2 separate regions of the Homo sapiens genome follow, and region 2 is linked to region 1. A link is an interaction called in ENCODE POLR2A ChIA-PET data of the cell type or tissue named here. Cell type or tissue: OCI-LY7. All regions are shown on one strand. Each heading gives the region's core, and the rest is flanking DNA. Links, peaks and the distances in the headings are about the cores only.

Region 1 (15,393 bases), core at 4,266-12,265:
TGGTGACCGGGCAGTCCTCCAGCTGACTCCTGAGAGAGAGAGGTGGTGCCTTCCAGGCAGAGGACATGCCAGGGACAAAGCCCTGCTAGTATGGAAGCTGCCACCTCTGCAGGAGGGCTCTTAGTGTGGCTGGAGAGGAGGGCATGGCCATATGGAAACCAGGTTGGTCAAGTCCGGGGGTGAGGAGGAAGGGTGTGGATAGGGAGGGATCTTGGCGTGACATTCAGGAGAGGCTGCTTGGCCAGCAGGGTGATGGGCAGAACAGGAAAGGAAGTGGCTGCCATCGTCTAGGTGAAAACAGTCCTGGATTTGGCTGGAGGTTGAAGAATAAGCGACAGGTATTTGGGAAGTTCTCTTCTGGTTGCTGTATCTGACGAGCCAAGCTAACTGCATTTTTACTGTCCTGGAAAAACTTTATTTTGACCTGAGGAAGAGCTGGTAACATCCTGAGATTTGGAAACAGGTCCTGGGAGATGCTACTGCCTTCTTCCAGGAGGGGGTGCTGCCGGACAAGTCTAGAACCAGTGTGGGTTCAGTCACCCATGGAGACCAGAACCCTGTGGGCTCCCTTGGCCACAGGCATCTGGGCACATCTGTCTTCCCCATCCCCAGTGTGGGACTGACCAGCTCTGATGCCCAGGATAACTCGATGGTAAAGACGTCTGAGGGAAGGGGCCATGCACCACTCTGGCCGTGAATCTAGGCTCTGGGGATTCCCTCAGAGGAACCGGGGTCCTCATTAAAGCAGCTCTGCATTCAGCCCACTGCAGTACCCTCCCCCCAGCACATTCTGGGAACCCGAGTGCCATTCTGGGTTGGCCACATGGCCCTTTCTTATGTGGGAGCATCTAAGTCAGGCTTGTGCTTTCCTGGTCAATTCCCACATTTCAGAGTGACCTCGACATCCTAGCAACACATGGGAGGACTGAGCTGAGCTAACTGTCCCAGGGACAAGGGGGCAGCCTCCCCTTTAACCTTCGGTGTCCTGCCTGGTGGTGGGTGCTATCTGCATTTCACCTCCTAGTTCAGGCCAGGCCGAGGCTCCTGCCACAGGGAGGGGCAATGCCGGGCCCTCAGGTCTGAAGATTCCCAAATGCTGGGAGGAAGCGTGGTTCAAGGTCAGGCTCTGTGGTTAGATGGTCCTGACCAGGCTCCTGGCTCCATCATGTACAATCTACAGGAGGCAAGTAGCTTTGCCCTCTGTGCCTCCATTTTATGATCTGAATGATGAGAATATTTACCGTCAGAGAGTGGTTTGGAGGTTAAGGGAAATAATAACATACACGTTTGCCCTGAGGGTCAGCATGCAGTAGGCACACTCCAACCCTATCCCTTGTTATTCCCTCTCACAAGGACATCTGAATCCAGGAAATTACAGGAAAACAAGCCTGGTGACGTCTAGAAGCGGTGCCAAGAGGAAGAGGAAGCCCTCCCTGGGCTTTTCTGGCAAGGAGCCCAGGGCAGGGAAGAGGGCGGAAGGTTAGAGAAGGGAACAGAACTTGGTCCAGGCTGAACGATCCTGGCAGGCTGGTCAAACAAGCAAAGGGGAACGCATGTCTTTTCTCAACACCGTGCCCCCCCGCCCCCACCCCCCGCCGCCTCTGGCAGAGCTGGGTAGAAGGCTGGCCCTGTGCAGAGCACAGTCAAGAGCATGGTGGGTGATTGGCCCTCGGGTCCAGCCACAGCTGCTCCATGGGGCACGCCTGGAGCTCTTCCTCCTCCTCCTCACCCTGTGCCACCTCCCTGAAACCACTCCTCCCCGCCACCTCAAGAGCACTCTGGCAGCCAACACCGTGACATTAAGAACAGAACCCCTCCTAACCTCCACCCCAGTGAGGCCCCAAACTCTCCCGCTATCTGCTGAGACGGCAGGCCCAGCAGCAGCCCATTAGGAAGTCCTGAGTCCTGTTCTCTGAGGAAATCTTTTCTTCTGAGGCTCCTGGGATTTGGCTATGAGGGAACAGGCAGGAGACGAGGGCTGGCAGGGGCAGCGGCCCGTGTGGCACAGTTGGCGGTGATGACCCACGCTGGCTCCGAGCTGCTGTGGAGCAATGAGTAGAGAAAAACCCCCTACCAGCCAGAAACAAGCCTTTCAGTATTAAAGAAACCCAACCTACCAAACAAAAACCACATGCCATGTCCTATTTTCTGAATTATTTATTAACATTTCTCAGATGTTCTAAAGCCCTCCCTTGCCTCCTCTCTGCCAAACCAGGGCCCTCTGTCCTACTTCAAAAGCCCAAGAGCTCACTTAATAAAGCAAGCCCCAGTCCCCACCTGGGAAGGGCCTGGTCACATGGGAGGGCAGGTGAGGGTCCCTGAGGGACAGCTTGTTGCCCTCACTGTTCCTGAGATGCCCCAGCCCAAGAACGAAACAAAACTTCTCATCATTTCTCCTCAGGCCTCAGCCGAGCTGGCCCCTCTTGTGCTTTCTCACCCTGTTAGGACTGCGGATCAGGCTGAAGGGCTCCCCAGGGTGAGCCTTTCCTGGTCCGACTCACTGGCATCACCATGAGGAGGCCTGGCGGCAGCTCTGCCCTGTGCACACCGTGGTAACCTGGCAACAGGAACATTTGCCACCCTGCAAGTCTGAGGAGCAGATGAGCCACTGGAGGGGGCGAAGTCCCAGAGCCACCTCTGGCTTCACCCAGACTCATTAAATGAAAGACACTGTCTCTGCTAGGGCCAAGTCCCTGTCATGTCTGGCTCCTGTTCCCCTCCCTGGTCCCTCTGCCCTGTGGCAAGGAGCCCAGGTGCAGGCTCATAGGTTGTTCCGCTGAAGTGCCTCACACAGGTTCTGGTTGGTGTCGGGCTCCTCCGTCAGCACCTCCACAGCCTCCCACTCCCCGGATCGGCTCGACCTCTTGATGGCATCCACCACGCTCTGCATGTACAGCCCATCCTCGAAGGAGGCGGCCATGGAGACAGGGGTGCGGTCCCAGGTGCGGCGGTCGCCCTGCCCCTGGAAGGACTGGCGCAAGGCCTGCACCATGTAGACCATGCCCTTCAGGTACAGCAGCGGGACATCCTGGGGCCCCTGCTCAGGCAGTCCTGCGCCCACTGCCAGCGAGTCCCTCAAGAGCAGCTCCTCTTGCGTGGCAGAGTTCTTCTGCCCATAGAGGTCGGCTCCCCGGGCGACGAGGCGTCCTGCAGAGCCTACCACCATGACTTCATGCACAAAGGCGCCTGGCATGTTGAAGTTGAGTGTCACTGTGCTACACACACCCCCACCCATGAGCATCTGGAAGAAACAGAAGTCATCGCTAGTGACGTGCCGGATGCCACGGATGGCAGCGTTCTGCCTCACGAATGTCTTGAGCAGCCCGTGCACCTTCTCGGCTCTCCGGCCGGTCAGGTGGGTCAGCAGGTCCACAATGTAGGTCCCCATGGTGTGCAAGCCCCCGCCGCCCATGAGCTCATCACAGATCCAGCCATAGCTGGGGCTCAGCAGGCTGCCTGAGTAGATGCGGGCATCACAGATCATCACCGCTCCCACATAGTGTTCCGAAATCAGCTGTTTCATGCGCACGAAGGCAGGCAGGAAGCGCAGCACGTTCCCTACCAGGCTCATGAGCTGCGGGTAGTAGCGCGAGGCTGTCACCATCCGGAAGGCATCCACCGATGTTGCTGCCTTCTCGCAAACCACATTCTTCCCAATACCTAACAACAGGACACAACAGGAAATCTCAAAGTTTCAAGGGGGAATCTCCAGCATGTCCGCCTGCCCTGAGGATTTTGGACTTCTCTGCCTTACAACTGCACGAACTAATTTTTTTTTCTTTTTTGTAGAGGTGGGGTCTTGCTATGCTGCCCAGGCTAGTCTCAATCTCCTGGCCTCAAGCGATCCTCCATCTTGGCCTCCTAAGTGGGACCACAGGTGTGTACCACCACGCCTGGCTAATTTAAAATTTTTTTTTTGTAGAGATGGGGTCCTCCTCTGTTGCCTAGGCAGGGCCCAAGTGATCCTCCTGCCTTGGCCTCCCAAAGTGCTGAGATTACAGGTGTGAGCCACCATGCCTGGCCCCAATTTCTTCAAATAAATCTCTGTCTTAAACACCCTATTGGTTCTGTTTCTCTGGAGAACCCTGAATAACACAGGTGGGCTAGAGAGGTGGGCACACTTCATGGACGTGTCTCTATGTTGTCATGCATTTATTAGGTCATCAGCTTGGGGCAAGGAAATCTAACCTATTTTCTAGGGGATGGACTATTCATAACTTCTACTCTTAGTCATAACTCCAGAGAGGGCCCTAAGATTCCCTGCAGATTGTTCTCTGAAAACACTGGTCCAACAAGTTAGAGTGGCCCAAGGCTAGAACATGTTTGGCTCCGGCAGGAAGGGAAGGAAGTGAGAATACCCTTTTTGCCCTCACACCCATTCTGGGTACGCTGCAGCCAACACGCACCCAGAGGTAAACAAAGCTGGACAAAGCCCTGAGGAGAGTGCTAGAGGATAAGCAGCTGGGAACTGAAGGGATGAATGCTGCTCCATGTTTCAAGATGAAAGCTTGTGAGGATATGAGCAGCCATGAGACACTAACACCTGCAGTGTTCCTGCGAGCTTTGTGTGGTTCAAGTCGAAGGAAATCCTGTGCTAATACTTTAAATAGAAAACTTAGAAAGCCCAAAAAGCAGTATGGACTAGACACATACAGAAGTTTACAAGTCATAGTAAGCCAGAAAGGGTAAAGACACCCTGGCAAAAACCCACGAAAAAGCTCTCCAATGTGCAATAGCTTCTCGGAATAAAAGCCAAAGTCCTTACAAAGGCCCCACCCATAAGGTCTTGATACATGATCTGTGCACTCCTCCAAAATTTTCTTTTTAAAAAAATATTGAGATAGAGTCTCACTCTTGCCCAGGCTGGAGTGCAGTCGCATGATCTCGGATCACTGCAACTTCCGCCTCCTGGGTTCAAGCGGTTCTCCTGCTACAGCCTCCTGAGTAGCTGGGATTACAGGTGCCCACCACCACGCCCGGCTAACTTTTGTATTTTTAGTGGAGACAGGGTTTCACCATGTTGGCCAGGCTGGTCTCCAACTCCTGACCTCAGGTGATCCACCCGCCTTGGCCTCCCAAAGTGCTGGGATTAAGGCATGAGCTGCCATGCCTGACCACTCCAAAATTATCTTTTTGACTCTTTGCCTCCTGTGGTCTCTCGGTTGCTCATCCTGCTCTAGCCACTGAATGTGAGATGGGGGCTGCTGTGCAGAAGGACTTGGGGATTGGGGAGAGGCAATGATCACGAAATGCTGAAGGACTGAGAAGGCAGGGGTGGGTTAGGAAACGAGACTGAAAGCATTACACAGAGCCTACATGCAATGTGGAAAACTGGATACCAAGTCTTGGGCTGGACTAATTCATGTGCTTACCCTTCTAGTTGAAGCCCATCTGGGCAATGTGTGCACCTGGGCTTCTCCTCCACAGCCATCCAGGCTCCACTCTGGCACTCCACAGGTACTTCCTGGTTGGAGGGGCAGCCTTAGGCCTGGATGCCTGTGACCTGGGGCAACCGGTCACAAGAATGTGCCTTCTCCAGGTATGTGCATCTTCAGTAACCATGGTGCTCATCTTCCCTCAGGCCCCCAAACATTTTCTGAATGTTTTCAGATGAGGTAATGGTTAAGACACAGATTATTTCTGATGGCTCACTGCAGGGTGCAGCTTACCCTGATGGACCAAGATGGATTCTGTTCACACAGGCTCAGGAGGGGCCAGCTTACAGCAGAAACAATAGTAACTACAGACAATAAATCTTGCAACAAAAACTAAGAAAACTTCATAGAGATGGCCAATGTCTTGGCTGGGCATGGTGGCTCACGCCTATAATCCCAGCACTTTGGGAGGCCAAGGTGGGTGGATCACCTGAGGTTGGGAGTTTGAGACCAGCCTAACTAGCAGGAAGAAACCCCGTCTCTACTAAAAATACAAAATTCGCTGGGCGTGGTGGCACATGCCTGTAATCCCAGCTACTCGGGAGGCTGAGGCAGGAAAATCACTTGAACCCGGGAGGTGGAGGTTGCGGTGAGCCAAGATTGCGCCATTGCACGCCAGCTTTGGCGACGAGAGTGAAACTCTGTCTCAAAAAAAAAAAAAAAAAAGAAAAAGAAAAAGAAATGGCCGATGTCCCACATGATGGATGGGCCCCAGGACAACTGACTACCCAGGAAGAGTCAATTACTGGTGCTGGACTCAAGCTTTGGAGCCAGAAATTCCTGTGCTCAAATCTTGGCTCTCTCACTTCACTGCTAGATGATCTGGGAAGTTTCTAAACTTCCCTGGGTTTTTGTTTACTACTATAACTGTAAAGCAGGATTTTACAGTTACAGGGGAAGAAAGGAGGACTAAGGCAACCAAAGCAGTATATGTAAAGTACCTGGCTCAGTACAGCTCTGTCAACAGTACATTTTATTACCATCGCCAAGGGAGGGATTCAGCCAATGTCGTAAATACAGAGAAAAAAAGCCCATTGTGACTTGGATTTTAAGACTTGGCTGGGCGTGGTGGCTCACGCTTATAATCCCAGCACTTTGGGAGGCCAAGGTGGGAGGATCACTTGAGTTCAGGAGTTCAAAATCAGCCTGGGCAACATAGCAAGACCTAGTATTTATTAAAAATAAAAAATAAGCCAGGCGTGGTGGCGTGTACCTGTAGCCCCAGCTACTTGGGAGACTGAGGTAGGACGATCCCTTGAGTCCAGGAGATTGGGGCTGCAGTTTGCTGCGATCAAGCCACTGCGCTCCAGCATGGGTGACAGAATGAGACTTTGTCTCAAATAAATAAATAAATAAAAGACTCACATAGAAACTACATTTTCCAGGTAAATAATTTCTTTTTTTTTTCTTTTTTTTTTTTTGAGACAGAGTTTTGCTCTTGTCGCCCAGGCTGGAGTGCAATGGTACGATCTCAGCTCACTGCAACCTCTGCCTCCTGGGTTCAAGTGACTTTCCTGCCTCAGCCTCCTGAGCTAGCTGGGATTACAGGAGCCTGCCACCATGCCCAGCTAAGTTTTTTGTATTTTTAGTAGAGATGGGGTTTCACTATGTTGGCCAGGCTGGTCTTGAACTCCTGACCTCAGGTGGTCCACCCACTTTGGCCTCCCGAAGTGCTGGGGCGTGAGCCACCGCGTCGGCCCCAGGTAAATAATTTCTATGTTCTGTACTTTGAAAATCTGATTTAGTTTCTTCTTCCTTTTTTTAAGAGACGGGGTCTTGGCCGGGCGCAGTGGCTCAGGCCTGTAATCCCAGCACTTTGGGAGGCCGAGGCGGGTGGATCACGAGGTCAGGGGTTCGAGACCACCCTGACCAACATGATGAAACCCTATCTCTACTAAAAATACAAGAATTAGCTGGGCGGGGTGGCAGGCGCCTGTAATCCCAGCTACTCAGGAGGCTGAGGCAGGAGAATTGCTTGAACCCCGGAGGCGGAGGTTGCAGTGAGCTGAGATAGTGCCATTGCCCTCCAGCCTGGGCGACAGAGCGAGACTTCGTCTCAAAAAAAAAAAAACAACAACAACAACAAAAAAAAACAGGGTCTTGCTTTGTCACTTAGCTGGAGTGCAGTAGCGGGATTCTGGTTCACTGCAGTCTTGGTCTGAGCTCAAACAGAGCCTTCCTCCCAGCTTTCCAAGTAGCAAGGACCATAGATGAGTGACAGCACGCCCAGCTGATTTTTAAACTTTTTGTAAATACAGGGTCTTGCTACATTGCCCAGGCTGGTCTCAAACTCCTGGCCTCAGGTGATCCTCCTGCCTTGGCCTCCCAAAGTGCCAGGATAACAGTCATGAGCCACCATGCCCAACCCATGTTGATTTTATAATGTCTTTTTAGAAAATCTAATTTTCAGGCTGGGTGAGGTGGCTCACAGGTGTGGCAGTGCACAGCTGTAGTCCCAGATACACAAGAGGCTAGGGTGGAAGAATCACTTGAGTCCAGGAGTTAGAGGCTGCGGTGAGCTATGATCAAGCCACTGTACTCCAGCGTGGATGACACAGCAAGACTCTGTCTCAAAAAATAAATAAAATCAAAACGAATACAGAGGAGTTGTTTTATCATACGTACTGTTTATTAGGCCTCTCCGAGAGTCAGGCCCAGCCTGGCCCCCTGGTAGCTCACATACTGACCAAGCCCACAGGAGACAAATTGGTGCCTCTGGTCAACCCTTCCCCCTCCTCTCACTTCCTACCCCCACCTCTGCCACCTTGACCCTGAAGAACCCCACAGAGCATCTGTCATTTGTACTTATGGGCATCTTACGTAGGTCTAAACTCCCAGGATTACAAACCTCAGTGCTGCAGCAAGGAACAAGGCATGTGGATTGGTAGTCTATGACATCATTCAATCTCTTCAATTTATTTATTTATTTTTTTAATACATATTTTGTTATTATACTTTAAGTTCTAGGGTACATGTGCACAACGTGCAGGTTTGTTACATATGTATACATGTGCCGTGTTGGTGTGAATCTCTTCAATTTATGACACTTCAATCTCCTGCTCTTCTTTAATAAAAGAAGCTTTACAACAGGTACTAGCAGGACAATAAAGAACAGCCAGCCAAGTGTCACATACCTGGGATAGGGTGGCCAGGCCCTTGCACGGGGCCCGGCAGGGAGAGTAGCCCCTGACTGCTAGCACTACTGCTTCTGGAGGGTCTCCAGTGCTTCTCCACACTTGTGGGCCTTCCAGATTAGGGAAGACAATCACAGTTCTGGGGGTGAATTTTGCCATTTGGCTGCTGAACACATATGGCTGACCAGGGAGGGATGTAATGAGGAAATGAGGTTCTCAGACACCCCACCTGAGAGCTGCTGTTCTGGCCAATTCAGAAGCCTCCTGCTATAATGCCTCGCTGCTGGCGACAGAGTGGATACTGCAGTGTGAGGCAGAGAGGAGGTGGGTTTAGAGGAAAAAGGACTTTTATGACTGCTAGGAGTTTGGTGGTGATAAAACTAGGATAAGGAATTCCTGTTTCATGCCTCAAGAGGTGAGGAAAGAGGGAAAGACCTCTCTTCTTGAATCTGAAAAATAGTCTGTTTTTGTTTTTTTAGATGGGGACTCGCTTTGTTACCCAGTGGTATAATCTTGGCTCATTGCAACCTCCGCTTCCTGGGCTCAAGCTAACCTCCCACCTCAGCCTCCCAAGTAGCTGGGACCACAGGTGCACGCCACTGTGCCCAGCTAATTTTTTGTATTTTTGGTAGAGATGGGATTTCATCATGTTGCTCAGGCTGGTATTTAACTCCTGAGTTCAAGCGATCTGCCCACCTTGGCCTCCCAAAGTGCTGGATTAGAGGTGTGAGGCACTGAGCCCAACCCTGAATAACAGCACTCTTAAACTTAGGGCTCAGTAGTATCAGTGTGGGACTGCAAGGACATCTTGACTTAAACAGGCTCCTGAGGGCTAGCTGTACAGAGTCTTTGGGTAGCCATGAAAGACATGTCTACCTGAGTTTATCTAGCTCTCCTGCCAGGAAGTCAAGGGAGAGATTGGAGAAGCTGAAATCTGCTGGGCACAGTGGCTCCCACCTATAATTCCAGCACTTTGGGGGGCCAAAGTAGGATGATTGCCTGAGGTTAGGAGTTCGAAACCAGCTTGAACAACACAGCAAGATCCTGTCTCTACAAAAATGTTTTCTTTTTACTTTTCTTTTCTTTTTTTTTTGAGATGGAGTCTCGCTCTGTCACCCAGACTGGAGTGCAGTGGCGTGATCTCGGCTCACTGCAACCTCCATCTCCTGGGTTCAAGCAATTCTCCTGCCTCAGCCTCCTGAGTAGCTGGGACTATAGGCACGTGCCAACACGCCCAGCTAATTTTTGTGTTTTTAGTATAGACGAGGTTTCACCAGGTTGGTCAGGCTGGTCTCAAACTCCTGACCTTGTGATCCGCCCGCCTCGGCCTCCCAAAGTGCTGGGATTACATGCATGAGCCACCAAGCCTGGCCTGCAAACTTAGTGTTTTTCTAATGAACCACAGAAGTGCCAAGAATTGGGCACAGAAGCCCACCTTTTAGTGACAGACTTAAGAAAACATTCAACTGTGGCAAAGATGCTAGGGGCACCTTGCACTTAAAATATAATTTCCTGAACCACTTCTGAACTGAAGAATAAAATATATTAGGGCCCTTCCCCTCTCCCCTTTAAGAAATTCATGGGAAAGCTTTAAGGATGAAATCGGAGGTAGAAGATGAAGAACATAGGTCAGACCAAAGCAGAAAACAAGATGCCATAAAAAGAGCTGTGATATGAAAAGTATTATCTCTGGAAGGTTAAGTCCAATCATTAATTTTAGGAAAAACTAATAATGAGGGCAAGAAATGATCTCGTGGCCTTAGAAGTAAGGTAAAAATATAAAGCTCTAGCAAGGAGAGAAAAATCACAGCACGAAGACTTGGTGAAATGTAACCAAGATGTCATTCCTTAATGCTCCTGGGCCTCAGTTTAATTCAAAATGATTGGATCAGTGGCTCTCAATCCTTCATGTCCACCAGAGTCACCTGCAAGGCTTGTTCAGACACAGATAGCTGGATCCCAGAGATTCAGTAGGTTTGGAGTGGGGCCTGAGAATTTAGATTTCTTTTTGTTTGTTTGCTTTTGAGACAGTCTTACTCTGTCACTCAAGCTGGAGTGCATGATCACTGCTCACTGCAGCCTCTATCTCCTGGGCTCAAGCGATCCTTCTGCCTCAGCCTCCCAAGTAGCTGGGACCACAGTCGCGTGCCACCATGCCTGGCTAATTTTTAAACTTTTTTGTAGAGACGGGATCCCACTATGTTGCCCAGCTGAGAATTCAGTTTCTAACAAGCTCCCAGGTGATGCTGCTGCTGGTGGAGCATACCAAGAACCAGAAAAAAAGCAAGCTTGTTGCCAAAGAACCCTGGGGTTTCCTCTTTCTTCCCGTATAGCTTGGAAATGGTCTCTGTGGGGAACCCTAAAATTCAGGAAGAAGACTGAGAGCCTCCAGAGTTCTGGCTCCGGACACACCTCACCTTTCCAGCCTGCATTCAAGCCACAAGGGATGGCAAGGAGTCAAGTGACCAATAGCGGCTTGCTTCCCCTTGAACCAACTTGCTGCTAAAGTGTTGACTTAGGTCTATTTCTGAATTCAATCTGGGAGCCACCATCTGACCTCCCAAGCATTTGGTGACCAATGAATGAATAACTCCAATGTCACACATCCTCAGAGAGAGCTCTCTGGAAGAAACAAACAATAAGGCCAAAACTTACTTGCTCCAAATTGACAACCGGACAGACTGAAGTTCTTTCTCACTTCAAAGAACATTTATCCTTCCCTACCCACTGAGCCAGAGGTGACAGACACCTTCCTATGACATTCCTCAGAATGAGGGAGGAGATAAGTAGCAGACCCTGAGGTTTGCCACCATGGCAGTGGTCAGGAAGAGTGGAGGACAACCTCATGGCACCGGTTCCTCGACCTAGAGATCTTCGGCTGCATCAAGGAGACACTTGGCTCCTATTACCTCACATAAAACAGTTACTCAGTCAAGTAAGTATGTGCTAGTTGAATTGTGACTATGTCTTCTGTCATCTACCTTGTAATGTGTGTTATTTCTAGTTGCCTCAATTGGACTATAAAATCTGAAGACAGGGAGGGGTCCAATCTAACACAGCTTTGAATGTCCAAAATGACATCAGGACAGTGACTGGCACACAGGAGGCATTAAAAAAATAATTGAGGCTGGGTGTGGTGGCTCCTGCCTGTAATCCCAGCACTTTGGGAGGCGGCCAAGGCAGGTGGATCACCTGAGGTCAGGAGCCCGAGACCAGCCTGGCCAACATAACAAAACCCCATCTGTACTAAAAAGACAAAAATTAGCTGGGCGTGGTGGCACATGCCTGTAGTCCTGGCTACTTGCAAAGCCGAGGCAGGAGTATCGCTTGAACCTGGGAGGTGGAGGTTGCAGTGAGCTGAGATTGCACCAATGCACACTCCAGCCTGGGCAACAGAGTGAGACTCCATCTAAAAAAATAAAATAAAATAATAATAATAATTTTAAAAAAATGCTGGGCATGGTGGCTCACACCTGTAATCCCAGCACTTTGGGAGGCCGAGGCGGATGGATCACCTGAGGTCAGGAGTTCGAGACCAGCCTGGCCAATGTGGTGAAACCCTGTCTCTACTAAAAATACAAAAATTAGCTGGGTGTGGTGGCAGGCACCTGTAATCCCAGCTACTTGGGAGGCTGAGGCAGGAGAATCACTTGAACCTGGGAGGCGAAGGTTGCAGTGAGCCGGGATTGCGCCATTGAACTCCAGCCTGGGCAACAAGAGGGAAACTCTGTCTCAAAATAAAATAAAAATTGCTGGCTGAATGTTTACTGGTTTGTTTACTTAGTAAACTAGGTTCTGATTTATATTAGATAAAGAGAAGAAGTTGACTCCAGTTGACTGGAAATAGAAGACCAACGGGAACTGTAGGAGAACAGCTCAGCAGGCCATGCCCAGTCAGGGGCAAGAGGTTACCAAGCCCAAAACTTCCCAAGGGAGTGGAGATGTCATGTAAGCAGGCTGTCGACGGATCCTGTCAGGGAAGCCCAATGCTGGCAGAGCCTTCCTGTCCTCCGGCAATACAAGACTGCAGTTTGGCAGGAAGGGTGTGTGCTCACTATAGTCAAACGCTGACAAAACATGGGAAATGGTAGCCTTGCTACACAGCCTCTCCTTCCTGTGGTGCTGTGTGCCCCAGAAATGGGAGAACAAACACACTAGTCACAACCAATTCCCCGCCACCCAGGGCTCTGACCTCTAACTTCACAGAGGCAAACTTTATGTTGACTGAGATGCAACCATCTCCAGCCCCTTGATGGCTGTCTCTTAGAGTATTTCCTTAATTTCTGTTCAGGGATTTACAGATGGGAGGTAGGTTAGGCTATGTCTTTTTTCATGCCCTCCCCAAGCACTGCTTCAGGGACAAGTGATGTCCCAGAGTTCTCCTCCCTGCAGATGCGAGCCCAGGAAGGAGAGCTCAGAGGAGAGGAGTGACCCTCAGAGGACTGCCCAGAGGGAGAGACATGATCTGCCCCTGCTGTGGCCTGCCGGGCGTACCTAGAGCCTTCACGGATATCTGCCGGGTGAGTGGAGGGGGGATGCTGATGCACACCAGATCCACATCTTGATGCAGCAAGATGTCATCAGTCCGGCTGGTGTAGAAGGCGATGTTCATCTCCTCAGCAAGCTGCTTCGCCTCCTCCTCAGTCTTCCCCCACAGGGCCTCAACAGTGAACCCTTCTGCCCTCAGCAGTGGGACCAGAACTCGGGCGGAGCTGCCAGTCCCAAACACGCCCACTCCTGGCAGCATCTTCATCCCAGCCTCTCTCTTTACCAACTCATCTCCTCACAAGAGCCTCTGGCATGGATATGATCTTCCAAACGTCCTGGTCAGACATGGCTCCTAGAATAGCAAACATTACACTGGTTATTACTGGAGAGGACACTCAGCTGAGGCTACTTTCTTTTTTTTTTGAGATGGAGTCTCGCTCTGTTGCCCAAGCTGGAGTGCAGTGGTGCGAAGGCTACTTTCAAATAAGGAAGTAACAAGTTCTCTGCCAGAAAAGCACAAATGAAATAGGGCTCGAGGCCAGGCATGGTGGCTCATGCATGCCTGTAACCCCAGCATTTCAGGAGGCCGAGGTGGGAAGATCACTTGAGGCCAGGAGTTTGAGAGTAGCCTGGGCAACACGGCGAGATGTCATCTCTATTAAAAAATATATATATTAAAAAATAGCCAGATGTGGTGGCATGCGCTTGTTGTAGTCCTAGCTACCTGGGAGGCTGAGGTGAAAGGATCACATGAACCTAGGAGTTCACAACTATAGTAAGCTATGATTGTGCTACTGCACTCCAGCCTGGGCAACAGTGCAAGACCTTGTCTCAAAAGAAAAAAGAAATACTGTTCCAAGATGAAACACTGCAGAATCTTCTTCTTCCATGGAGACTGAAGGATAAGAGGAAAAACGGAAAATGAATAAAGTTGAGTTTAAATCTCTGTTCTGCTACTTAACTTTCTGTGTAACCCTGGTCAAAAGATTCAACTTTCAGGGCCTTAAATGTATAATAAGGGGAGTGATTGATCTTTAAGGTTCCTTCTTGCTATAAAAGTTCATGATTCTATATATGACAAAGAAAAGAAGAGTGGAGGCCAGGCACAGTGGCTCACACCTGTAATCCCAGCACTTTGGGAGGCCAAGGCGGGCGGATCACCTGAGGTAAGGAGTTCAAAACCAGCCGGGTCAACATGGCCAAACCCCATCTCTGCTAAAAATACAAAAAAAAAAACTAGCCAGGTGTGGTGGCAGATGCCTGTAATCCCAGCTCTTCAGGAAGCTGAGGAAGGAGAATCATTTGAACCCAGGAGGCAGAGATTGCAGTGAGCCAAGATCACACCACTGCACTCCAGCCTGGGCGACAAGAGTGAGACTCTATCCAAAAAAGAAAGAAAGAAAGAAAGACTGGAGGCCGGGCGTGGTGGCTCATGCCTGTAATCTCAGCACTTTGGGAGGCTGACGTGGGTGGATCGCTTGAGGTCAGGAGTTCGAGACCAGCCTGGCCAACGTGGTGAAACCCCGTCTCTACCAAAAATATAAAAAGTTAGCCAGGTGTGGTGGTGCAAGCCTGTATTCTCAGCTACTCGAGGGGCTGAGGCAGGAGAATCACTTGAACCTGGGAGGTGAAAGTTGCAGTGATCTGAGATTGTGCCACTGCACTCCAGCGTGTGTGACAGAATGAGACTCCGTCACAAAAAAAAAAAAAAAAGAAAAGAAAAAGAAGAATGGAAAACAAAAACCAGTTCAAGAGGAAAGTGAAAGAACTAATTGCTATACAGATTAAGTATAATTAAAATTTTCATGGTAGCAAACATAGGAAAATGCTCACTAGAAAAAAAAATACCAAAAAACTTTTTTCATCAAACTGGCTAAAAGAAAAAGTATGCTTAAAGAGATTTTATTAGGCCGGGTGCGGTGGCTCATGCCTGTAATCCCAGCACTTTGGGAGGCCGAGGCGGGCGGATCACGAGGTCAGGAGATAGAGACCATCCTCACTAACACAGTGAAACCCTGTCTCTACTAAAAAATACAAAAAATTAGCCAGTTGTGGTGGTGGGTGCCTGTAGTCCCAGCTACTCGGGAGGCTGAGGCAGGAGAATGGCGTGAACCCAGGAGGCGGAGCCTGCAGTGAGGTGAGATCGCGCCAATGCACTCCAGCCTGGGCGACAGAGCAAGACTCCGTCTCAAAAAAAAAAAAAAAAAAGAAAAAAAGAAAAAAAAAAGATTTTATTAGGCTGGGTGTGGTGGCTCATGTCTGCAATCTCAGCAATTTGGGGGGCCAAAGCAGGAGGATTGCTTGAGATCAACAATTCAAGATCAGCACAAGCAACT
Region 2 (15,393 bases), core at 4,130-12,129, 69 kb after region 1:
GAGTTGTGTGGAAATGACTGTGAGCACATGGACCACTTGCAAATGAGACATCAGTCAGTATCTCCGTTCACTCATTCCTTCATCCTTCTACCAAGTATTTGTTGTCACAAGACTAGAGAAACAGTTGCAAACCTGGCCCTCAGATTCCAGCAAGAGAGATGGCACATGACTAAGAATTATGCAGACAACTGACCAATGGCACATAGTGCAAGGGCTGTTGACAGAGGAAAGGAGCAGGGAGGCCAGAGGCAGAAGACATCATTCCGCTGCTGTAAAGTGGGGAAGGGATCGATTCTGAAGCACATTATTGATAAGATGGCTTGGGAAAAGGAAACAGAGACAGTAGAAGATTCACCATGCATTCTGTCACTCCAACTTCACTGCTTTTCCGTTAAATTTTGTAATCTAAAAATGCAGGGGACAGGCCATATCCCGTTTTCAGTAAGGTCTCAATAATATCCATGTGGAAAAAATGGAAAAATATGAGCTTCAGGAACTAAGTGATTCTTTTTTTTTTTTTTTAATATAGGGACGGGGTCTCGCCACTTGCCCAGGCTCATCTCGAACTCCTGGGCTCAAGCAATCTGCCCACCTCGGCCTCCCAAAGTGCTGGGAATACAGGCGTGAGCCACCGCGCTCGGCCAACTTAGTGATTCTTAAATGGCTGATGTCTTCCAGGACAAGCTCAACTATACACTGAAGGGCTCAAATCTTAACCTTCTCTTCTTCCTATATTTTTTAACAGTAACTTCATGAAAACATAAACACAAACAACAAATTTTAGATTAATACAACACTGAAAAGGGTATCAAATATTTGAGATACAACAAGTAAGAACACAGAAGGTGTTGACAGGCTGGAAAAAAAGTCAAAATACTACCAGATGAAATTTAATTACAAGATGTGTGAGGTCTTGGATGGGGGTCTATAAAAAGCATCCACTAAGGAGATGGATGTCTAAAAACAGCCTAAGGGCTTGAGGTGACATTAAAGTGGCCATCTGCTCTCTATGGGACCTTGGGACTTGACTGACAAAGAGTTCATGGCCCTTTGGTGGTCCCGGTGTACATGAAAGGCCTGAAGGAGAGAGATGCAGGTGCAGAGGGAACAGTAGAGTCTGCCCCCATCCGTGAGCAAAATGTGGGCAAGCTGGAGGGATGTGAGGAAGGCAGCTATACAAGGGGGCAGGTGAAGTGGGGCTTGGATACAGGGTGAGAGCCCACAATAGTGGCCCCTGGGACTTTGACAGCAGAACCCAGAGCCAAGAAATAGCGGAATCAGAGTGCAGAGTGGAGAGTGAAGAGCTGTCTTGAGGCCCTGGCCCACCCTCTATCCACTAGCTCCTCACCATCTGGTCACTAGCAACTGCAGCCAGGTGGTCATCAATTTCAGAGGAGGGTTTCTCTGATGTGCACCTAGGTCAGCTTAGCAGTGTCCGTGCTATGTTCTCGGCTGCCTAGCTACCAAGGCTTTCCTGCCAACTCTTGGCTGGGGCATCCAGTTGCAGGAATGCTGGCTCCTAGGCATGCAGCCCCAGCCATCAGCACTCCAATTCCCACTCAGGTCCCCTGATACTAGCTGTGCTCATCTCCTGGAGAAGTCATAGAGGGGATGTGGAGAGTTGCAGCCACCTTTTTACTGACCCTCAAGGCAAGGGAAATGGGACTTCTAGGAGTTGGGTTCCAAGCAAAATGCCCAACTCCCTTTCCTGGCAGAGCTGCTGGCAGCTGGGCTGGTAGAGTTCTGCCAGTCCTCTCCTCACTATACCATTCCATTCTGGAGAACTAGGGTGTGTAGATCGGGGACTTCTGCAAACCCAGGCAGGCAGACCAGGCTGTTAGTCACCACCTCAGGGCCAATGTGGCCAAATACCAGTTAGCACCTGGTAGGCACGGCATCAGAATAGCCAAAGTCTCTTCCTCTCAAGCCCTAATCCTAAATGTCTACGCATGTACAGGAACGCTCCTTCCAGGGATCCCACGGGCCCCATCCTCTTCCACTGATTGCTATTTCTCCTGGGTTTCTTCTCCTGGTTAACAACAGTACTAATCCAGCCATTTTCTCACCTTTCCTTCTTGCAAGTGCACCCCATCTGTCACCAAGCCCTGCAGGGCCACATCTGGGCCTTTGTCCTGCACCCATCCCCACTGCCTTACCTCAGGCCATCTGCCTCTTCCCCTGGTCTTTACTCTGGTCCATCCTTCATGGTTTCACCAGAAGCCTTTTTCAATGTAACTGCCCCGGCTGCTGCTCATTCACCAAGAACAGACCAGAGGTCTGGCCCTATCTGACTCCCACCTGTCTGTTTACCTCCTGGACTAGTGCCACCCTCACTGCTGCTCCACAGCAACCAGCACCAAAGTCTGGGCCAGGTCACAGGCACGCAAACCACCACCACGCAACCTATGCAAGGGTTCCCCAAACTTCTCATCCAACGCCAAACCTTGCTCCAACAAGTGCCACCAAAGCCAAGATCACGACCAGGATACTGCTGTACTCTCAGCATCCTCCCTGGGCTGGATAAACGCAGCTGACTGGCTGGATGAACAAAGGCGTGCCCCTGCTACCCTCTATTCACCTGAAAGGGCTCCAATGCCTGGAAATGGTGCGGTACCCCAGAGCTCAGCAGAGGCGACACTGCCTTGAGCACTTGCCCCTGAGCCTCTCACCAACCAAAGTGGCTCCACAGAGCAGAGCCTCCAAGGTCCCTTATGCACACACCAAGGCTGTGGCCATTCTTGGTGTAGAAGCAGGTGCCATTGATGAGGTTGACACAGCAGCCGATCACGTCTCCTGTGGTGAATGTGGGACCATAGGGCTGGCCAGTCCCCGAGGAGCAGAACGAATGCCCATCATCACCATGGTAACCATAGGAATGTTTGTCCCAACCTGTGGGGGAAGAGAGCAGCAATAACTGAGTAGGTACTTGAGGGAGGAACAAGACAAGTCACAGAAGCCCACCCAGGTCTCTCAGCCTCTCCTCAGCCTGCCCCACCTCTGTCAGCACTCTTGGCTTCTAGCAGAGCCACCAATAGACAGAGTCTGGCTGTGAGTCCAGCAGGTGACTGCCAAAGTAGCTGATGTAGCCCCACAGAGGAATGATCCCATGCTGCGGTTAACAGGAACCAAAACCATCAGTGACCCGGAAGGAACATACCAGAGGGTGGTACAACAAGGAGGTGGTCAAGGGAAGCCTTGTGAAGGAGTGGGAGCTGGAAGTAACCTTGGAAGTGTATCTGGCAGGTTGTTTAAAATGTTTTTTTTGTTTGTTTGTTTTGAGACGGAGTCTCGCTGTCATCCATGCTGGAGTGCAATGGTGTGATCTCAGCTCACTGCAAGCCCCGCCTCCCGGGTTCACGCCATTCTCCTGCCTCAGCCTCCAGAGTAGCTGGGACTACAGGCGCCTGCCACAACGCCCGGCTAATTTTTTTTTTTTTGTATTTTTAGTAGAGACGGTGTTTCACCATGTTAGCCAGGATGGTCTCAATCTCCTGACCTCGTGATCCGCCCGCCTCAGCCTCCCAAAGTGCTGGCATTACAGGAGTGAGCCACCGTGCCCAGCCGATGCCCAGCTAATTTTTTTGTATTTTTAGTAGAGAGGGGGTTTCACCGTGTTAGCCAGGATGGTCTCGATCTCCTGACCTCATGATCCGCCTGCCTTGGCCTCCCAAAGTCCTGGGATTACAGGTGTGAGCCACCGTGCCTGGCCTAAAATGTATTTTATATTGAGGATTAGTTTACATATAGTAAGATTCTCTCTTTTATTTTTATTTATCTATTTTTTTTGAGACAGAGTCTCCCTCTGTCACCCAGGCTGGAGTGCAGTAGTGTGATCTTGGCTCACTGCAACCTCTGCCTCCCAGGTTCAAGTGATTCTCTTGCCTCAGCCTCTGGAGTAACTGGGATTACAGGTGTGCGCCACCATGCCCAGCTAATTTTTGTATTTTTAGTAGAGACGGGGTTTCAACATGTTGGCCAGGCTGGTCTTGAACTCCTGACCTCAGGTGATCCTCCAGCCTCGGCATCCCAAAATGTTAAGATTACAGGCGTGAGCCACCGTACCTGGCCGATTCTCCCTTTTAAACTGTACACTTCAAATGAGTTTTAACAAATGTATACAGTTGCATTACCACCACCACGATCAACACACAGAACATTTCCATCACTCTAAAGCTGAGCATGGTGGCTCATGCTTGTAATCCTAACACTTTGGGAGGCTAAGGTGGGAGGATCACTTGAGGTCAGGAGGTCAAGATCAGCCTGGGACAACATAGTGGGACCTCATCTCTATAAAAAATTTAAAAAACTGTCCAGGTGCGGTGGCTCACGTCTATAATCCCAGCACTTTGGGAGGCCGCAGTGGGTGGATCAACTGAGGTCGGGAGTTCAAGACAAGCCTGACCAACATGGAGAAATCCCGTCTCTACTAAAAATACAAAATTAGCCGGGCATGGTGGTGCATGCCTATAATCCCAGCTACTCAGGAGGCTGAGGCAGGAGAATCACGTGAACCCAGGAGGCGGAGGTTGCAGTGAGCCGAGATCGCGCCATTGCACTCCAGCCTGGGCAACAAGAGCGAAACTCTGTCTCAAAAAAATAAAAAATAAAGAAATTTTAAAAATGAGCCAGGTGTGGCTGGGCATGGTGGCTCGCACCTGTAATCCCAGCACTTTGGGAGGACGAGGCGAGCGGATCATGAGGTCAGGAGATCAAGACCATCCTGGCTAACACGGTGAAACCCCATCTCTACCAAAAATACAAAAAATTAGCCAGGCATGGTGGTGGATGCCTGTAGTCCCAGCTACTCAGGAGGCTGAGGCAGGAGAATGGCATGAACCTGGGAGGCAGAGCTTGCAGTGAGCCGAGATCGCGCCACTGAACTCCAGCCTGGGCGACACAGCAAGACTCCGTCTCAAAAATAATAATAATAATAAATTAGCCAAGTGTGGTGGCGCCTGCCTATAGTCCCAGCTACTTAGGAGGCTGAGGCAGGAGGATTATTTAAGCCCAGGAGTTCAAGGCTGCAGTGAGCTATGATCATGCCAGTGTACTTCAGCCTGGGCAACAAAGTGAGACCCTTTCTCCTCCAAAAAAAGTTCCCTCAGGCCTCTTGGGAGTCAATTTGTTCCATCCATTCCCAGTCCCCGGCAACACTAATCTGATGTGTTCCTATGGTTTTGCCTTTTCCAGAATTTCACATAAATGGAATCATAGAACATGAGGTGTCTTGCCTGGCTTCTTAGACTTAGCACAATGCATCTGCGATCCATCCATGTTGTTAGGAGAAGCAGTGTTCCATTCCTTTTTATTGCTGAGTAGTACTCCATGTTATGGATACACCCCAGTTTTTCTATCTGTTCATACACCAGTTGATGACATTTGAGTTGTTATAATTTTTAGCTATTATGAATAAAGCCAACAAATATTTGCTTTAAGGTATTTGCACAGACATATGTTTTCATTTCTCTTGGGTAAATACTTACAAGTGGTATTACTGGGTTATAAGATAAGTGTATGTTTAATTTGATAACAAACTGTCAAACTGTTTTCCAAAGTGGCTGTGCTATTTTGCATTCCAACCAGCAATGTATGAGTTCCATATCTTCTTCAGTATTTACTATTCTCAGTTTATTTTTTTTAATTTTGGCCTTTTAGTGTATATATAATGGTTTTAATATCATTGTGGTTTTAATATACATTTTCCCTATGACAAAATATACTGAGTATCTTTTCATGTACTCATTTGCCACCTATTTGTTGGAAAACTATTCAACTGTTTTTTCAAATTTTTAACTCATTTTTTATTGGGTCGTTTATTGTATTGCACTTGTTTATCGTATTGCACTGTAAAGGTTCTTGATGTAGTTTAGATACAAGTCCTTTTATGTTTTGTGAGTATTTCTTCCAGTCTATGGTTTATCATCATTTTTGTTTGTTTGTTTGTTTGTTTGGTGAGAAAGGGTCTCACACTCTCTCGTCCAGACTGGAATGCAGTGGCCCAATCTCAGCTCACCACAATCTCCACCTTCCAGGCTCAAGGGATTCTCCCACCTCAGACTTCCGAGTAGCTGGGATTACAGGCACGCGCCACTACCAGCAGGCTAATTTTTGTATTTTTAGCAGAGTCGGGGTTTCACCATGTTGGCCAGGCTGGTCTCGAACTCCTGACCTCAAATGATCCACCCGCCTCGGCCTCCCAAAGTGTTGGGATTATAGGCATGAGCCATGGCGCTTGGCCTCATTTTCTTTTCTTTTTTTTTTTTTTTTTTTTTAAGACGGAGTCTCACTCTGTCGCCCAGGCTGGAGTGCAGTTGCATGATCTCGGCTCACGGCAAGCTCCGCCTCCCAGGTTCACGCCATTCTCCCACGTCAGTCTCCCGAGTAGCTGGGACTACAGGCGCCCGCCACCATGCCTGGCTAATTTTGTTTTTGTATTTTTTAGTAGAGACGGGGTTTCACCATGTTAGCCAGGATGGTCTTGATCTCCTGACCTCACGATCCACCCACCTCAGCCTCCCAAAGGGCTGGGATTACAGGCGTGAGCCACTGCGCCCGGCCCTCATTTTCTTAATAATGCCTTTCGAAGGTGGGCTGTGATCGTTGACTGGGACTGTGTTGACTCTCTAGATCAATTTGGAGAGAATAGGTAGCTTAACAATACTAATTATTCTGGCCGGATGCAGTGGCTCAGGCCTATAATCCCAGCACTTTGGGAGGCCGAGGCAGGAGGACTGCTTGAGCCCAGGAGTTTAAGACCAGCCTAGCCAACATGGTGAAACCCTGTCTCTACCAAAAATACAAAAAAAATTAGCCGGGCGTGGTGGCGGGCGCCTGTAATCCCAACCACTCAGGAGGCTGAGGCAGGAGAATCGCTTAAACCCAGAAAGGCGGAGGTTGCAGAGAGCCAAGATCACGCCACTGCACTCCAGCCTGGGCAACAAGAGCGAAACTCCGTCTAAAAAAAAAAACAAAGTGCATGGTACTCAGGAAGGAAAAAATATATATATTACTATTATTTGTACAGATAGGGTCTTTCTATGTTGCCCAGGCTGGTCTCAAACTCCTGGCCTCAAGCAATTCTCCCACCTCTGCACCAAGGTGTTAGAAAAGGGGAGAGGGGAGTGAAAAAGGAAGGAGGATGTGCAGGCAAAGGCATGAGTACAGGTGGGGCAGGAGTGGTGGAGCTGCAGAAGGGTTCGACTGCCTGGCTAAGGAGTAGAAATGGAACCCACAGAGCCATGACAAGCCCAGGACCTGCACAGGCTGGGGAGGTGATGGGCTGACAGGCAGGTCTACTCCCCAGGCACCCCTCCAGGTAGCTTCCCCAGTGTCTGCCTGCTTCCTCCTTGGGGCCTAAGCAGCATACCATAGGAACATGCTTAAGCACATCCCTCTCCTCCCAAGTGGCATGGGTAGAGGCTCTCTCCTGAGTAGAGGATCTGAGTAGCCAGAAAGCAGGGCAAGGCTCAAACATTCACAGCACATGTTGTGTACGTGAATAGGCGAGGGCACAGGGTGTGGCCAGGCAGCAAGCAAAGGTGTGGGAATGAGAAAAGAAGGATAACAGGGCCAAGGGCTGACAAGAGAGGCAGAGAGTGTGACTGGAGAGGTGACACAGCCCAGACCCTGGAGCCTAAACTCAGCATTTAAATCAGCGAGCACAAAGGAAGTTGTCCCCTTGGTCACAGCACCCATCCCAAGCCTAGTGTACCCTGAGCTTTCACATCTTTTTATCCAGGAAGCCTCTATTTAAACAAAGATTCTCCAGCACCCACAGCGGGAAACAGGCCAAGACTGAACGGCTCTCAGAAACTGGTGGAGGCCCTCAGCCCTGCTGGTGCCTCCTGCATCTCCCCACCGCCATCACCAGGAAACCAGTGTGAGAGCTGCTTGAGACTGGCTTTAGGAGGGCCAAAGCCTCTACCTGGATCCAGGCTCTATTCTCACCTTCTGAATTCCCCAAAGACATTGGAACTGCCTGGCTCAGGGAACATGTTGCTGCTCTGAGCATCAACTCAGCTCCTAAGCTCACCAGGCCCAGCAGTGGGAGAGGCCTTTCTGTTTGCTAGTGGGTATGCAAATCATTTGACCTCAGAGAAATAGCTCTTTTGGGACAGAACAATGCCCATTCCCCACCAGAGGCAGGCTCATGAGGCCGTCACAGTCAAGGCCTTTTCTCAGGCATCAACTCGGGAGACACTATGGCTCCTGATGGCAGCGGCTGTTCCCCTGGTCTATAGCAGGCTATAGATGAGGGTGGCCAGCTGGACAGCAGTGAGGAGCAAAGTGAAAATCATCCCTCCAGGTCTAGCTCAGACTGTGGTGGCCCCAGGCATGCCCACCAGCTTGCCCTGACAGGATCCACAACCATGGGCCACACCAGCCACAATAGCCCTCCTCCTACCCCTGCCCCTCATCCCTCAGATAGAGCACAGGGATTTCCCACTGCAAGGCAGTAACTGACAACAATGTGGCAACCTGTTAGGAGGGCACCCATAACCCTGTGTGTTTGGCACAGCACAACAGATGTTGCCAGGGGTCTGGGATGCCAGGAGGTAAGGTGGGGCTCTCCTCAATGCTCCTTGACCTGCACAGCCCCCTAAAGCCAAGTCCACTGCTTATGTGGCCATGGGGGCACACCCCATCCAGCAAAGCCACTGCCCATTCCACCCTCCCCAAATAGTCTTTCAGGAAGGCTGCTTGCTGCTCCTCCAGGTCCTCTTAGAACTATGCCCAAGAACTAGTGGTATCCACTCTGTCCTCCCCTCTTGCCAGTGCATCATGATCCAGTTCAAATTCCTGCCTCCTGGAGTCTTTCATAACATCTTTTGGTTCTCCCCTTGCACACTGCCCATATCCCTGGTCCACTGCCTGGTGCCTACCAAACCTCTTCAATCACCAGTCACTGTTCCCGGGACTGTCCATGCCCCCTCCCCCAAGATCATGAGCTCCTTGGTACAGGGGCCAAATGATCTCAGGAAAGTTCCTCCAGTGCCCAGCATGTCAGGAGTCTGACAAGTGGTACAGGTGTGTGCACAAGCACATATGTGTGTTTATGTGCCACCAGTGACCAGCCCCAGCTGTCAGCCTGCCTCTTTCTCACACAAGGATGATCCTGTATGACAGATTTTTATGCAAATTTTACTGTCCAGGAGGTATAAGACATAAGCTGGAAGGTTTCCTTTTTTCACTTTCTTTTTTTTTTTTTTTTTTTTTTTGAGACGTAGTCTCACTCTGTTGCCCAGGCTGGAGTGCAGCGGCGCAATCTCGGCTCACTGCAAGCTCCGCCTCCCAGGTTCACGCCATTCTCCTGCCTTAGCCACCCAAGTAGCTGGGACTACAGGCACCCGCCACCACGCCTGGCTAATTTTTTGTATTTTTAGTAGAGACGGGGTTTCACTGTGTTAGCCAGGATGGTCTCGATCTCCTGATCTCGTGATCTGCCCGCCTCGGCCTCCCAAAGTGCTGGGATTACAGGCGTGAGCCACCACGCCCAGCCCCTTTTTTCACTTTCTCAGGTTAGAACAGTAGATACTCTAGAAAACCTAACAACAATTTGGTCATTTGATTTATGAAAGCTCATGAAATCACCAGGAAGAACCTACTTAGTCAGTGATTCAAGGATATTTGGGAGATATTTTTGTCTCAGTGTATGGGAGTTCAATATCCACTATGAAAACAACAGATGCTTAAATTTTCAAAGACCTAAAATTAAAATAAGTATTTTAAACACTTTTCTTTAAAAATAAACTATATAACTATTTTGACAAAACGAGCACAGAATTTTTAGATTTTGCCTGTAATCCCAAGCACTTGGGAGGATGAGGTGGGAGGATCACTTGTGGCCAGGAGTTTGAAACCAGCCTGGCCAACATGGTGAAATCCCATCTCCACTTAAAAATAGAAAACTTAGCTGGGTGTGGTAGCACATGCCTATAGTCCTAGCTACTTGGGAGGCTGAAGCATGAGAATCACTTGAACTGGGGAGGCGGAGATTGGAGTGACCTGAGATTGTGCCAATGCACTCAAGCCTGGGCAACAGAGCAAGATGTTGTCTCAAAAAAAAAGGCCAGGCTCAGTGGCTCACGCCTATAATCCCAGTACTTTGGGAGGCTGAGATGGGCAGACCACCTGAGGTCAGGAGTTTGAGACCAGCCTGGCCAACATGGAGAAACCTCATCTCTACTAAAAATACAAAAATTAGCTGGGCGTGGTGGCGTGCTCCTGTAATCCCAGCTACTCAGGAGGCTGAGGCAGGAGAATCGCTTGAACCTGGGAGGTGGAGATTGCAGTGAGCTGAAATCGCGCCACTTCACTCCGTCTCAAAAAGAAAAAAAAAAGAAAGAATTTAAAAATTTTTAACTCTGGCTATAAATATGGATTTTAAATTAAAACAAAAACCAAAGAGCTCAATTAAAAAAAAAAAAGAATCAATTCAGGATTCACCATCACCTCAGTTTGGCTAGAAAAGAGATAAGTTTTCTGCTTTTCCAATTCCCAAATGATTTATCAATTTTTACAGATTTTCCCAGAGGGGAAAAATACACAGTACCTGTTACAGGCCGGATAAGACCCCCACCCCAAAGATGTCCATGGTCTAATCCCCAGAACCTGTGACTATGTCACCTTTCATGGTAAAAAGGATTTTGCAGAAGTGATTAAGTTAAAGCCCTTGAAGTAGGGGATGACAGTGGATTATCCAGGTGGGCCAATGTAATCACAGGGTTCTTTATGAAATGGAAGATGCCTCACTGCTGGCTTTGAAGATGGAGGATGCAGCCATGAGTCAAGGAACACAGGAGGCCGCTAGAAGCTAGAAAAGGCAAGGAATGAATTCTCCCCTAGGGCCTCCAGAAAGAACGCAGCCCTGCCAATATCTGGATTTTAGAATTTCTGTTCTCCAGAACTGTAAAATGATTATTTCAAGCCAACATTGTTACAGTAGCAACAGGAAATCTGAACCTATTCTGGTAAGGGGTCTGCCATTACAGAGCTGTAATATATCTTCAACTGAAGCTATCAATATTTTTTTCCAGACACAATAAGTGTCTGTGTGTATATATAAGGTATATACCTTATATATATATATATTTACACAAGGATGTGTGCAAAAGGCAGTTGGAGGTTGAAAACAGAATGTTGCATACCTCATTTAGTATCACTGGCTGCTGCAGCAGCATGGTTTAAGGCCACCGTGTTGCCTTCACATCCTCTGGAAAGGACAAGCACTATCTGCTTGCCACCAAATAACTAACAAAGGCCTGCCCCAGGGAGTTTGCAAAGTGGGAGTAGGAAGTGTGAAAGGAATAAAGACAGGGAAAATGTAAATAAACAAATAGGAAAACAAGAAATACCTGGTAGATCAAGTATGCTCTAAAGAAAACAAGGCTGGGCTGGGTGCAGTGGCTCATGCCTATAATCCCAGCATTTTGAGAGGCCAAGGCAGGAGGATTGCTTCAGTCCAGGTGTTCGAGACCAGCCTGGGCAACATGGTGAGACCCCATACCTACAAAAAAATACAAAAACTAGCTGGGTGTGGCGGTGTGTACTTGTGGTCCCAGCTACACAGGAGGCTAAGTTGGGAAGATTGGATCATGCCACTGCACTCTAGCCTGGGAAACAGAGAGAAATCTCATCTTAAAAAAAAAAAAAAAAAAGGCTGTGTGCAGCGGCTTATGCCTGCAATCCCAGCACTTCGGGAGGCCAAGGCAAGTGGATCGCTTGAGCCCAGGAGTTTGAGACCATCCTGGACAACATGGTGACACCCCACCTCTACAAAAAATACAAAAAATTAGCCAGGCGCTGTGGTGCGCACCTGTAGTACTGCTGAGGAGGGAGGATCCCTTGAACCCAGGAGTTTGAGGTGGCAGTGAGCTATAATCGTGCTATTGCACTCCAGCCTGGGCAATAAAGATTCTATTTATAAAAGAAAAGAAAATGCAAAGCCAGATGATGGGCTAGCAATGGGAGGGGGGATGAGGACTGACTGGAATGGGGTAGTCAATTGAGTTCTTGCTGAGAGGGTGACTCCTGAGCAGAGGTCTGCTGGACAAGAGGAACAGAAGAAAAAACCTTCGGGGTAAAGGGTATGAACTCAGCATGTCTGAGAAACAGAAAAGCATCCAGTGGGGCTGGAGCTGAGCGAGACTTAGGAAAGACTCAGAGCAGAGTGGGCAGGACTCGCCAGGTGTGGGTGCAGCTAATGTGAGAGGAAAAAAGGATGGCATCCAGGTTTCTGGCCTGAGCAAACAAGTACATGGTGGCACCATTTATCAAGAGAAAAGGAGGCTGGTCGCGGTGGCTCATGCCTGTGATCCCAGCACTTTGGGAGGCTGAGGCAGGCGGATCATGAGGTCAGGAGATCGAGACCATCCTGGCTAACATGGTGAAACCCCGTCTCTACTAAAAAATACAAAAAATTAGCCAGCGTGGTGGCGGGCACCTGTAGTCCCAGTTACTCAGGAGGCTGAGGCAGGAGAATGGCGTGAACCGGGAGGCGGAGCTTGCAGTGAGCAGAGATCGCACCACTGCACTCCAGCCTGGGCGACAGAGCAAGAGTCCTTCTCAAAAAAAAAAAAAAAAAAGAGACAAGGAAGATGGGTGGAAGGAACAGGCCCTTCGGAAGTGCTAAGCTTGAGATGTCTTATTAGACATCCAAGTAGCCAGCGGCTGAACAAGGCAGGTAAGATGGTGGCAGGTCCAGGGACTTCGTGGCTCCTTCTCAGATGTAGAAAGTCCGTGATGGGGAACACTCATTAAACAGTGGTGTGGACAGAAAACTTTGAGTGAAGTCACTGGAGGATTTTCCTCCTGTGTTGTCCTGATACATACAATGGTTTTCTGTTTTTCCTTTGTGAGAAAGATTCAGGCTAGCTAAGGGCTACAAAGGACAGGACAAACATGCACCAAAGGCACCAGAAGCCCAAAGGAGTTGAGGAGATGATGGATTCAGTCATCCACCCCTTGTGAACCTGCTCCCCAGGCCTTGAGAAGTTGTACAGTGGAGAGGAACTGGCACTACACTGCCGTCTTGAGAAACTGGAAACCAGAAGGCCAGGGCTTAGCCCCGGCCCCATATTTTGCAGTGAGTCTGTTGTCAGCCTCAGGCTAGGATCCTCACACAGGCAGACTGGCCTCTGTTAGAAAGAGACTGTAGCCCTGGGTGCCAGGAAAGCCAGTGGGGCTGAAGTGCTTCTGCTCTCTGGTTCTGGCCACAGCACTGTTCTTCCCGTGATAGGCCCTGGCCAGTCACTCATCCTCAGACCTCGGACCCTGGTTCCCTTCTCTACAAAATGAGAGAAGAGGGAGTAGGCATGGTTGTCAAAGGGCCCTGGATGTCTACTTGTAGGAAACATTCTAAGACTCCAACCCACTTGCAGGTATAAATCCCATCAGAGGACAGAGGAAACTGAGGCACTAAGAGGCTGACTGGAGGCCTGTGGTCATGTAAATAACACTTCTCCCCTCCTCTGAGGGACACCCAGGGGAGCACCAAGCAGGTACTTGTGATGGTGAAGCCACCTCCTCCTTCCCGACCCAACCACCAAGCACCATGCCTAGGGTGCTGCCCTTCCCATTAAGGGGGGGTCCAGCAATTATGCCTGGGTGAGCAGCCCCTCCAGCCCCACCAACTTCTGCTTCAGAACTGGACAACCCTTTTCCCACTCCCACCCTGAAGCCAAAGTCAGCAACTTTCTAAACATGCACCCCTCCCTAGGTGGGTCTAGAGAGAGGATGGAGATGTGCCTAGAAGTGAGAGTTGTGACCTGCACTATGAGGCCAGAGATGGCTGTCTCAGAGGGGACTGGGATGTGAGGGCCAGAAAAGAACAAGTGGGCTGGGCACGGTGGCTCACACCTGTAATCCCAGCACTTTGGGAGGCCGAGGTGGGTGGATCACCTGAGGTCAGGAGTTCAAGACCAGCCTGGCCAAGATGGCGAAACCCCTTCTCTACTAAACATACAAAAATTAGCCGGGCATTGTGGTACATGCCTGTAATCCCAGCTGCTCGGAAGGCTGAGGCAGGAGAATTGCTTGAACCTGGGAGGCGGAGGTTGCAGTGAGCTAAGATCGCGCCACTGCACTCCAGCCCAGGCGACAGAATGAGACTCTGCCTCAAAAAAAAAAAAAAAAAAAAAAAAGGACAAGTGGACATGGCTGCTTGGGTCAGGCCCTGCAGGGAGATACATCCGGCTGGCTCTGGGTCAGAAGGATGCCTGAGGCCACATGATGGGGACAACACTCTGACAGAGAGGACCACCCAACTAACCATTCTTCTGTCTCCAAAGAGAATAAGCCTTGTCACTTGCCCAGAGAGAAGTGATGGGCAGTTAGCCTGGCACCCATACACAAAAGTCTATGCCCGGCCATGTCAGGTACTATGAAATGCCAGTGATGCAAGGAGAAACCAAGCCACATTTGAACCAGCAGGCAGGAGGCCCCAGGTGGCCAGTGCAGATGCTCTGGCACCACCCACTTCCCCCTGCATTGTCACTCAGACAGAAAGTCACAGTCACAGAAATGCCAGGGTGGCTGCAGAAATCATTTATCACCTTGGCACTCCCAGGTAACATCCCTGGACAGTGCCCTAGAGATGGAAGACTCCTGTAGGGTGCCAGGGACTCCAGCGTGACCGTTCCAGCAGCCCACCCATGCCACTACCATCTGCCAGGGCAGATCCAAGGCCTCAGTCCCAGGCAGTGAGGAATGGAGAACACTCCTACTGCTGAATGGAAAGATTTCCTCAGAAGCCGCAAGTTAGTCTGGAACCCTGCAAGGGGCTAGGGCTGTGCCTGACCACCAGGTTCTGGTCCTGGCCCACGGCTGACCAGGACACAGGGGCCAGCTACGTCTCCCTCACAAAGATAACCTGAGGCCAGGCGCGGTGACTCACGCCTGTAATCCCAGCACTTTGGGACGCTGAGGCGGGCGTTCAAGACCAGCCTGGCCAAAATGGTGAAACCTCGTCTCTACTAAAAATGTAACAATTAGCCAGGTATAGTGGTGGGTGCCTGTAATCCCAGCTACTTGGGAGGCTGAGTCAGGAGAATCGCTTGATGCCGGGAGGCAGAGGTTGCAGTAAGCCAAAATTGCACCACTGCACCCCAGGCTGGGCGAAAGAGTGAGACTCTGTCTCAGAAAAAAAACAAAAAACAAAACAAAAAACACCCCAAAAAGCTAGCCTGAGCACTGATCACCAAGCCAGTCATCTCTTCCCAACAAATGGGTCCCAGTCATCACTCACTGTGGGTCAGAAAGACTCGAGCTCGAATCCCAATTCTGTCACTTCTTAGCCCCCAAGTTCCCTTGGCTGAACCTCTCTCTCGGGGATGGCAGGAAGATTAAAAGAGAATGTGTGCCAGGCGCAGTGGCTCACGCCTGTTATCCCAGCAC

Evidence for each region. Peaks named below come from ENCODE experiments on the same cell type or tissue, not always from the same donor. Only the 100,000 strongest peaks of a DNase experiment are listed, where the experiment ranks them.
Region 2: POLR2A ChIA-PET joins it to region 1 with 5 read pairs; 4 of 35 experiments call an interaction of 5 or more read pairs at or near these places.

Annotation. Positions count from the first base shown.
Region 1 is chr16:67,672,394-67,687,786 of GRCh38, forward strand. GFOD2 (Gfo/Idh/MocA-like oxidoreductase domain containing 2) reads right to left here. Exons shown (of 3, transcript NM_030819.4): 2 at 13,064-13,409; 3 at 2,143-3,660. The coding sequence starts at 13,322. The coding sequence ends at 2,762. Among named protein-coding and RNA genes, the nearest start is that of C16orf86, 13 kb to the left of the region's middle. RefSeq lists enhancers at 699-758, 4,673-5,629, 5,630-6,585, 11,123-12,322, 13,369-13,428. In OCI-LY7, for the core only: no CTCF peak of the experiment used is centred there; no DNase peak of the experiment used is centred there.
Region 2 is chr16:67,741,567-67,756,959 of GRCh38, forward strand. RANBP10 (RAN binding protein 10) reads right to left here. Exons shown (of 14, transcript NM_020850.3): 4 at 2,722-2,889. Among named protein-coding and RNA genes, the nearest start is that of GFOD2, 30 kb to the left of the region's middle. RefSeq lists an enhancer at 8,827-8,876. In OCI-LY7, for the core only: no CTCF peak of the experiment used is centred there; a DNase peak (open chromatin) is centred at 9,115.